Regions from separate parts of the Homo sapiens genome. Here region 1 is linked to region 2. The links are chromatin contacts, found by Hi-C or POLR2A ChIA-PET in ENCODE. All regions are on one chromosome and are shown on one strand. The core of a region is the stretch at or near the end of the contact, and the rest is flanking DNA. Distances in the headings are between cores, read along the strand shown.

Evidence for each region. A loop is a pair of places that touch in the nucleus more often than their neighbours do. ChIA-PET counts read pairs that join two places held with the same protein, here RNA polymerase II (POLR2A). Pooled maps may share reads with other maps.
Region 1: a loop to region 2 is called in a pooled map, with 7 times the contacts of the local background. The contact joins the enhancer-like site here to the promoter of CPT2 in region 2. A Hi-C loop is called at or near these places in 10 of 50 pooled maps. POLR2A ChIA-PET finds 5 or more read pairs at or near these places in 2 of 52 experiments (CD4-positive, alpha-beta memory T cell and activated CD4-positive, alpha-beta memory T cell).

What each region holds. Positions count from the first base shown.
Region 1 is chr1:53,411,593-53,415,581 of GRCh38, reverse strand. No RefSeq gene overlaps it. Among named protein-coding and RNA genes, the nearest start is that of LINC02812, 45 kb to the right of the region's middle. Within about 2 kb of position 1,926, at least 8 of the 41 ENCODE cell types and tissues checked have a DNase peak (open chromatin) inside an H3K27ac peak, as active enhancers do.
Region 2 is chr1:53,195,188-53,199,319 of GRCh38, reverse strand. CPT2 (carnitine palmitoyltransferase 2) reads right to left here and starts at 2,496. Exons shown (of 5, transcript NM_000098.3): 1 at 2,225-2,496. The coding sequence starts at 2,376. RefSeq lists a silencer at 2,153-2,512.

The DNA of each region.
Region 1 (3,989 bases), core at 677-3,176, 220 kb before region 2:
GTTTACTCACTCATGCTGACCTGCATTCATTCACTCGATCCACACCCTGCTTCATAGGTGTCAGACACTGCTCCAGGCCAGGAACACAAGAAGGAAAGTAGACCCAACCATGGAGGAGTTGGCTGTCTCCTGGGAGGCAGATGTGTAGACAAGGCACACTGGCATTGACGCCACAACAGAAGTATGTACCAGGTGTGAAGGGGTGCAAAGGTGGGGTGGTTAACGCCACCACACTTGTAGTCAGGAGACGCTCTGTGGAGGAGTTTCATGTGAGCAGGTGTTCTCCAGATGGGCAGTCATAGGTGGGAAAGGAGCACTGGAGGCTGCGGAGCAGTGAGCACACGGGCACGGTAGCCTGAACCCACACACCATGGGGAGCTTTTTCAGTGGAGAAATTTCTTTGGGCTAAGAACAGAGGTGGGGGAAAGTGTGGGAAATATTCCCAACATGTCCCCGTTTTTATTTCCACTCACTACCCATGGTAGGTCACCCTATGACTGGTCCAAATTATTGCCACATCCGATAACTGGTCTTCTTGCCTCCAGCTTCTTCCTCTCTGACACAGAAGAACATTCCCAAGACCCCTGTGTTGCATTCCCCTCCTGCAGGGGAGCCACTGTGGGCAAAATTAAGTGCCTCACCCCAGAGGCTATGAGGCCTGTCATGGTGTGGTCCCTCCTGGCCACTGGCATGGGTCACTTCCCACGCACTGCCTAAACCTCACACAGCCTTTCAGGTGCCCGGCCCCTCCCCTCCTCTGTCCATGTCCATCCCACTGGCCAGCCCATCTGCCCCTCACTTGATCTTCACTTCAGCCCTTCAGGATTCCACCTGGGCCCCCTTTGTCTGGCTGGGATGGGTTCCATCCCCGTCTGCCAACAGCTATCAGGGAATAAACGAAGGCTTTAGAGTCCCAAGATGTGGGTTCCAATCCTGGCTCAGGCTTTAGACAAGTTTTTGAAACTTAGTTCCCAACAGTGGAAGATGACTGCCTCCCTTGCACAGTTGTCCTAGGATGAGCAGAGCATATTCACATCAGTCTTCAGATGTTGCAGTTGTTATGGTTACTATAATTTAGCCTCTGTGTGAAATTCAGGTCATGGTAACTACCTTTCTAAGGTATGAGGATCATGTATACTGATGGGCATGAAATATTTGTAAACAAAAAGCCCTTGGATAAAGTTTATTATTATTTGTATCTCTATCAGCATATTCATTCATTCATATTTTTTTTAATCCATCCATTCACTCATTTAACATTTACTAAATTCCCAAAAGCTGCTACATGTTAAGCTCAGCAGGGAGGTTAGAAAGATGAGTTTGAGTTTGAAATACCTCAAAAGAGCTCATAGCCTCATGGGGGAATCAGACAGGGAGGCAGTCAAGTCTCAACCCAGGAGCGGAACCCTGCAAAAAGTTGGGAGCTGTGGGATATGGGGGAACCAAGGGCTTAGGGATGAGTTCCAGAAGAACAGCCCTGTACTTGGATCTGGAAGGATGGGGAGGGAAGGGCATGACAGCTGGAGGGAACTGTATTGGTCAGTCAATATGGGCCAGAGGGGTGAGACGGCTTTTGGGAGTCAGGAAACTGCAGCATCAGACTGAGGATCCAAGCTTCTGGGGCTGTGGGTTAGGGGGAAGGAGAGTGGACGTGGGGCGGGATGCACCTGGGAGGCGGTGGCAGGTCAGGAAGGTAGACTGGGCCTGAGGGTGAAGGTTCCAGGTGCCTGTGTGCTCAGGAGGTGGGAGGACCCTGCAGCTCCAGCCAGGCTGCAATCCCTTTGAAGGCAGAGAGGTTCTGAGTCATCTTTCTACTCCCACAACGCTCACAGCACCCTCACCACAGTGCAGTCTGGAGAATCCAGAGGGGAGACATGTGATGGGCAGTTCTGAAGATGAGTAAGCAGAGCCATCCCCAGCTGCCACCCCGGGCTTTGCCTCACTGTACCCCATCACCCACCCCTCATGCCACCAAGGGGTGCAGTGGCCTGTTTTTGCCAGGGAGCTGTACCATCCATATGACAATAATACAAGTCAACAGGATGCTACAGAATTTGACTTTTGGTAAATTTTGCTGCAATGCACTTAGCTACAAAGAAGGGCAGTCCATCTACCAAAATGCTTTTGAAGTGTTCAGGAAATGACTCACTGTAAAGTTTAGGCTTTGAAAACACCTCTGTGGGACAAGGCCGACAAGTGTGTAGGTGTTAAAAGAAACACTAAGTTATTGACTAGAAAATGGGCAATAGGGTATGTGAGGATAAACTGTCAGAGGCTGGGGGTTAATGACCTTTTCTCTTCTTGCATGTGGAGAAATAAGCACTTGGAACAGAAAGGAGCTCTACCCAACTACCCGGAATGCAGGCGGGCCTGGGACTATGTGACTACCACCCTCTAAGTGAGGTTTTGAAAATAAACACTTGAAAGTCTGCCCAGATTGTTGTAATCTTATTAATCTAACAAAGAGACTCAGTGGCTGCCTTAACCAGGGGTTCAGTGTTTACCATGTAATTTGTAACAAGCTGATAAACACACCCTGGCCCCACTTGAAGAAAAATCTCCTGCTCCCTGCAAGGAAAGCAGTTGGCAGAAAAACAGTAATCGAGGATTAGAAACCAAAAAGACCATGCCTTAGGTTCCAGGCCACCTCCCCTGCCCCCTGGACTGCCAGCCCCCTGCCATCTCCAAGTTCAGAGGTGTTGTGTGTGGCTTCTCCTGGTCTCGCTCTCCTAAGATCTGTCAGATGCTCTGGCCCTTCCCAGTGGCCGGACTGTCCATGGACAAGGAGCTCCCTGTGTGGGATTTCTGCCTTGGGGTCTTTCTGCAGGGTCTGGGGCCATTCTCCATTCTGTGGGGGAATTTAGGCCTGTCTTCTGAGCTGACCCTTCTCGCTGGTCTGAGGGCATTCCAGAGGGCAGTGGTATTGGACAGCAGTGTTGAGCATGGCTCTTCTTGGAGCTCTTGGTTGCATTCCACAGGGCAGCCTCTGGTGATGCAGCAGAAACGGGATTTATTGGAAGAGCAGCGGGCAGGAGCCAGGGCGGTTATGCCAAGTTAGCACAGGGACAGTCTACTGATCCCCCACACTGGTCAGCCACCCTTCCCCATGCGGCCACCAGCCCTGCAAGGCATCTCCAAGAAGGGTCCCGGCACCTTTGTCTCGCTCCCTCAGGATCAAAGTCCTAAGCCTCCCCCAGGCCCACCTTCTGCCTCCTTCATGCAGGGTAAGCCCTGCCTCCCACAGGGACCCCCACAGAGGGAAAGACATTTGGATGCTGGGTAAGTTAAGAGATGAAAAATGCCCACTTCACTCCTCTGAATCACCATGCCTAACATTTACTGACTGCTTTGCCATCCTTTAAATGGTATAACTCATTGAGTCCTCACAACAGGCCGAGAAGAAATGGCTGTTTTTACAGATGAGAAACTGCGGCACAGAGAAACTGAGTAACAAGCCCAAGGTCACACGGCTGGGAAATGGCAGAGCTGTGAGCCAAGCTTCACCTTGGGGTTTGAACAGAGGTCCATCTGTTGCCTACAGAGGCTCTGGAAGCTGCTTGTAAACCTGACCTAAATGGGGCTGCCCTTATCTCCAGGTCATCTGTGTCTCTGCTGCTAACTCTTGCCCTGCTTGCGTGCCCTGTTTTGGCTTGAGTCTAGGCCCACTGACTCCCTGACCCATCTCCACCATCCAGGATCTTACTTGCTCCCAGTCACAGCCCTGGCCCTCTCACCCCCTATGTCTGGGCAGGGTCCCTCTTGTATTTCACCCTGGTTCTTGAGAGTGTGTGGCCCACATCAGAAACACACAGAATGCCAAATGCCATGGTTCATTCTAAGTGATACATTCTTCCACGGTAACTGCCCTATCAGGGCGTGCTTCAGGATTTGAGTCACTCAGTGAAAAAGCATACTAACCTTTACAGACCTAAGGTTTGTAGTTTTTTTTTTTTTTTAAAGTGTCATCAATCAGTGATTGTAACATGTAC
Region 2 (4,132 bases), core at 1,247-3,746:
ATGGGAGGCCAAGAGCAGATCACTTGAGGTCAGGAGATTGAGACCAGCCTGGCCAACATGGTGAAACTCCATCTCTACTAAAAATACAAAAATTAGCTGGGTGTGGTGGCACATGCTTGTAATCCCAGCTACTTGGGAGGCTGAGGCGGGAGGATCCTTTGAACCCGGGAGGCAGAAGTTGCAGTGAGCCGAGATAGGGCCACTGCACTCCAGCCTGGGCAACAGAGCGAGACTGTCTCAAAAAAACCAAAATAAAACTGTGGCTCAATGAAGTGAACAGAATTGCCCCAAATTATAGCTAAAGACTTGCAGATCCAGAATCTGCAACTACATTCTACCAGACCTCAAAGTCAGGGCTTTTCACCAAGTGTGACATCAATGAGTGAGTGTGAAAGATTATACATTTTACCAGTCTAGAATCTGAGCGACAGAAGGAATCTCATCTCTCATCTAACTCCCAATTTACAAATAAGGTAATGGAGGTCTGGGGGAGGTTGGTTGCTTAAGGTTATGCGTAGGTGACTAGTGGTACTATTTGAACTGGAGTTTGAATTGGTACCTCCAGATTCCTACAGACTGTGCTATGGATGGGGTTGGAATAAATAATCTTGAATATTCTTTCCAGCTTTCCAATTCTAAAGTGCAGAAAATCCCTCTGATCTTAAACCTGGGTGGGGCCCAGGCCTGCCTGAAAGTCAGTGACCATCTGACTCTGAACTTGGCAAGTGAAGACAGGTTCTGTCAGTCCTCACCTTTCACCCATATACTGGCTCAGCTCATACACACAGGTTGACAGGGTGGAAGCATGTACCAGGCTTATGCCACAGGCACAAAGCCCCTTTTTCTTCCTCCCTCCTGCCACGTGTAGATAATCTCATTTTCATGTCTTAGATGTTTGCACAAAATGTAATTTCACAAGAATCACTCGATCCTCCTGAGAGGGTGAGGGTATGTAGTGATGACGTTGGGTTAAGTGGTCCCAGATGCAGAGAAAAACAACCCAGCAGCTCGGGTGAGGCCTGTGACACAATGTTCCACACATGGGGAAGAAGCCTGGCCTCTAGCTCTTGGAGTGTGGGGAATCCCTGAGGGCAGTTTGGTGAGAAATAAGGTGAGAAGGGTCTTTGAGACAAATTTTGAACTTGGCTCCAGGAACTGAGTTACTCACTCAGTAAGTTAGAAGTTAGTTTAGGTTTGGTTTAGAGGGTGAAGAAAATTTCTAATATTGAAGAAGGAGATCTGGCAACTCAGACGAAAGCGGAGTTCGAAGGCTGGAAGAACTGGAAGCTGGATTTAAGAAAGTACTGGGGGAGGGAAGGGGAAGAGGATTTACTAGGGCTCTTTTCAGAGGGGAAGTCGATTCTGGGTGAAGTGTTTCGAAGGCAGGGTAGCCAGTGGTGAGGAGGAGAAGAGAAATTTGGGTGGACCCTGGATCTGAGTATGATGGAGTGTGGATGGGGTACTGAGGGTGGTGTCTAGAATTCTGTGAGGGTGAGCTGCACTTACAAGGGGTACTGTGGGTGAGGAAGGATATTTTGAGGGGAGGAACCTGTTGAGGAGGGCTTGGAGAGAGTGAAAGGTTTCCGGGTGAACACTGGATTTAGGAGATTAAAGATTTAAAAACATGGGGGAGGGTCAGTTGAGGACAAGGGTGAACACTTCAGGGCTGTGCTTGTGGGGGCTCATGGGGGGTGAAAGAACAGAGTACTGGAGAAATGGGAGGTGGGGCTGAGGGTCCTGAGTGACAGGGGTGAAGGCGGTGCTGGGAGAAGTTAAGGAATGGTAACCATGATGTATTAGGAATCAGCCTACCCATATTCCGGGTAGGAATGTGAGGCAGTCATTAAAGTACTTCAGGAGACACCATAGTCGAGGGATTACAGCGGCGCTGGAAATATGCAGGTCTGGCATTTTTCAGGGAGAAGAGGACTCAGGATAGCTGGCTGGAAGTTAGGTTAAAGGAGAGGGAATCTGAGAAGCGTTCAAGATGGAGAATCTGAGATAGCATCGAGGGGTTCTGGAAGAGAATTTGAGGGTTCTGAGGTTCCTGTGCTAGGAGATTGTGAAAAGTCCCAAGACTTCCAGATTAGGGGCTGTGGCAGCCTCCATGGTAGGGGCTTGGGGGCGGAAACGGGTTCACTAGAGGAGTCATGAGTGACTGCAGTCAGGTTGGGGCCGATCCTGGGACGGCGGCGGGCGGCGGGGACCCGGAGGCCAGGCTCACCTGGGCAGGCTGTCCTGGTAGTGCATGGTGGGCACGATGCTGCGCTGCAGGTACTGGCCGGGCCCGGAGCCGGCGCTGAGGGGCCGACTGGGGGCTCCCGGACCAACCGCGGGGCCCCGGGGCCAGGCGCGCAGCAGCAGGCGGGGCACCATCGTCCCGGGAGCCTGCGGCGGCGAGAACGCGGCAAGTGGGGAGTTCTGGAGTCTAAACACAAGGCCGCCGCCGCCGTTAGCGCCCAAGACACTGCGTCAGGACTCCTGAGGCACTTCTCCGCCCGCAGGCCACTTCCGGCCCCTGTAAGGCCATCGGCTCCGCCCCGGACTGGCTCCTTCCGGGCAGGGGCCGCTCACTGACAGGCCCCGCCCACTAGTAGGCCCCGCCCGGAAGGGGGCCCCAGCCTCCGCGCTGCTCGTCTCCCTTCCCTTCCCTAGGAGGCGGGAAACCGAGCGCCGCAGCCGCTCCTTCCCCTTTTTTGGAGCAAGACAGAAACTGGAGTTGGAAAAAAAAAAGAAAAGCTAAGAAACGTGATTGGAATCTGATAACCCAAAATTTGATCCAGGCTCCATCCTTGCGAGACTGTGGACTAAATTTTAAACCTCTATTTCCTCACCTAAGAAGTAGATAGATCGTAATGATTCAAAGTACCTCCCAAAATTCTAGATATGAGATAAAGATAACATGTTATGCACAGTGCATGGTGCTTAATAGGAAAGCAGTAAACGGTAACGGATGTTACTGTTGTTAGTAATCCGTGCTGAAGGTCATTGACATATAATGACCCTGAACCCTGCACAGCTACTGCCCTGCCAGCTCACCTGAGTGGATGGATATTAGAAAGGATTTGTGCAGGAGTTGGAAACCTGGAGTTTCCCGCTGGCCACCACTTCAGTGCAGAAAGCCCCTTCCGAGCGGAATCCCCTCTGCCTGAACATCCATTCTTGGCTTGAGCATTTCCAAAAACAAGAAGCTCACTGCTAAGAGGAAAGAAACCCTTGTCCTCCGGCTCTAGGAAGTCTTCCGTGTTCAGTCTATTGGAAGAGGCTTCCTGTCACCACAGACCACCTCCAAGATTCCTTCCAACTCCTGACTCTAAGATTCCGCTACTTGAACATAGATCTATCATCCCTCATCCATCACAAAACAGCTGCAGAACAGCCCACCACGCCCCAATCCCTGATCTTAGAAGTAGCTGCAGGATTAAGTAGGCTCTACTCCCATTTTACAGAAGAAGACAGGGAGTTACCAAAAGACACACAATTATGCTGCCTAGCTTGAGGCACAACAGAATTCCATTTTGGGAACAGAACTGCCCTTTAGCCGTTTGGGGCAGCCAAGTACATTCTGTCTGTTCCATAATTGGCTAAGCAGAGCCAGAAGCTGGAGCACACCAGAAAGAGTACTGGATTGGGAGTCAGGAGACCGGACTTTTAGTTTCAGCTCTTTGTTATCTAGTTAGGTGACCTCGGATTGAACAGGAAGATCACTAACCAGCTCTGGCACTCATTCAGTGGTGATCACAAATGCTTAACCCATTTCCCGTTTAGAAAAAAACAGCGCAGCTTGCTGCCAGCTCTTATTTCTTAGGGCAAATGGGAAATGGCTTAAGAACTAAGCATGAAATTCAGAAACACTGAATATCGAATCCTCCTCTCTTGAGGGGAGAAAAGGCCCAACTGGCCCAACTCCAAAACATCGGTGCCATTTGCCTGTAGTGTATAAGGCCAGAGGGAGAATATAAAACTCTTTCTGAAAATGAGCCATCTCCTCTAAATCCTGATCATTTTCAGAGCCTTGATACCCGAGGCAAATATCGAGATCTGTGTAGTGCTAAGGGGATCAGAGGACCAGGAAGAAATAGTGGGCCCAGTAGAAAAGCAGCGGCTCTATTCTAGAGACAGAGGGCCAAAA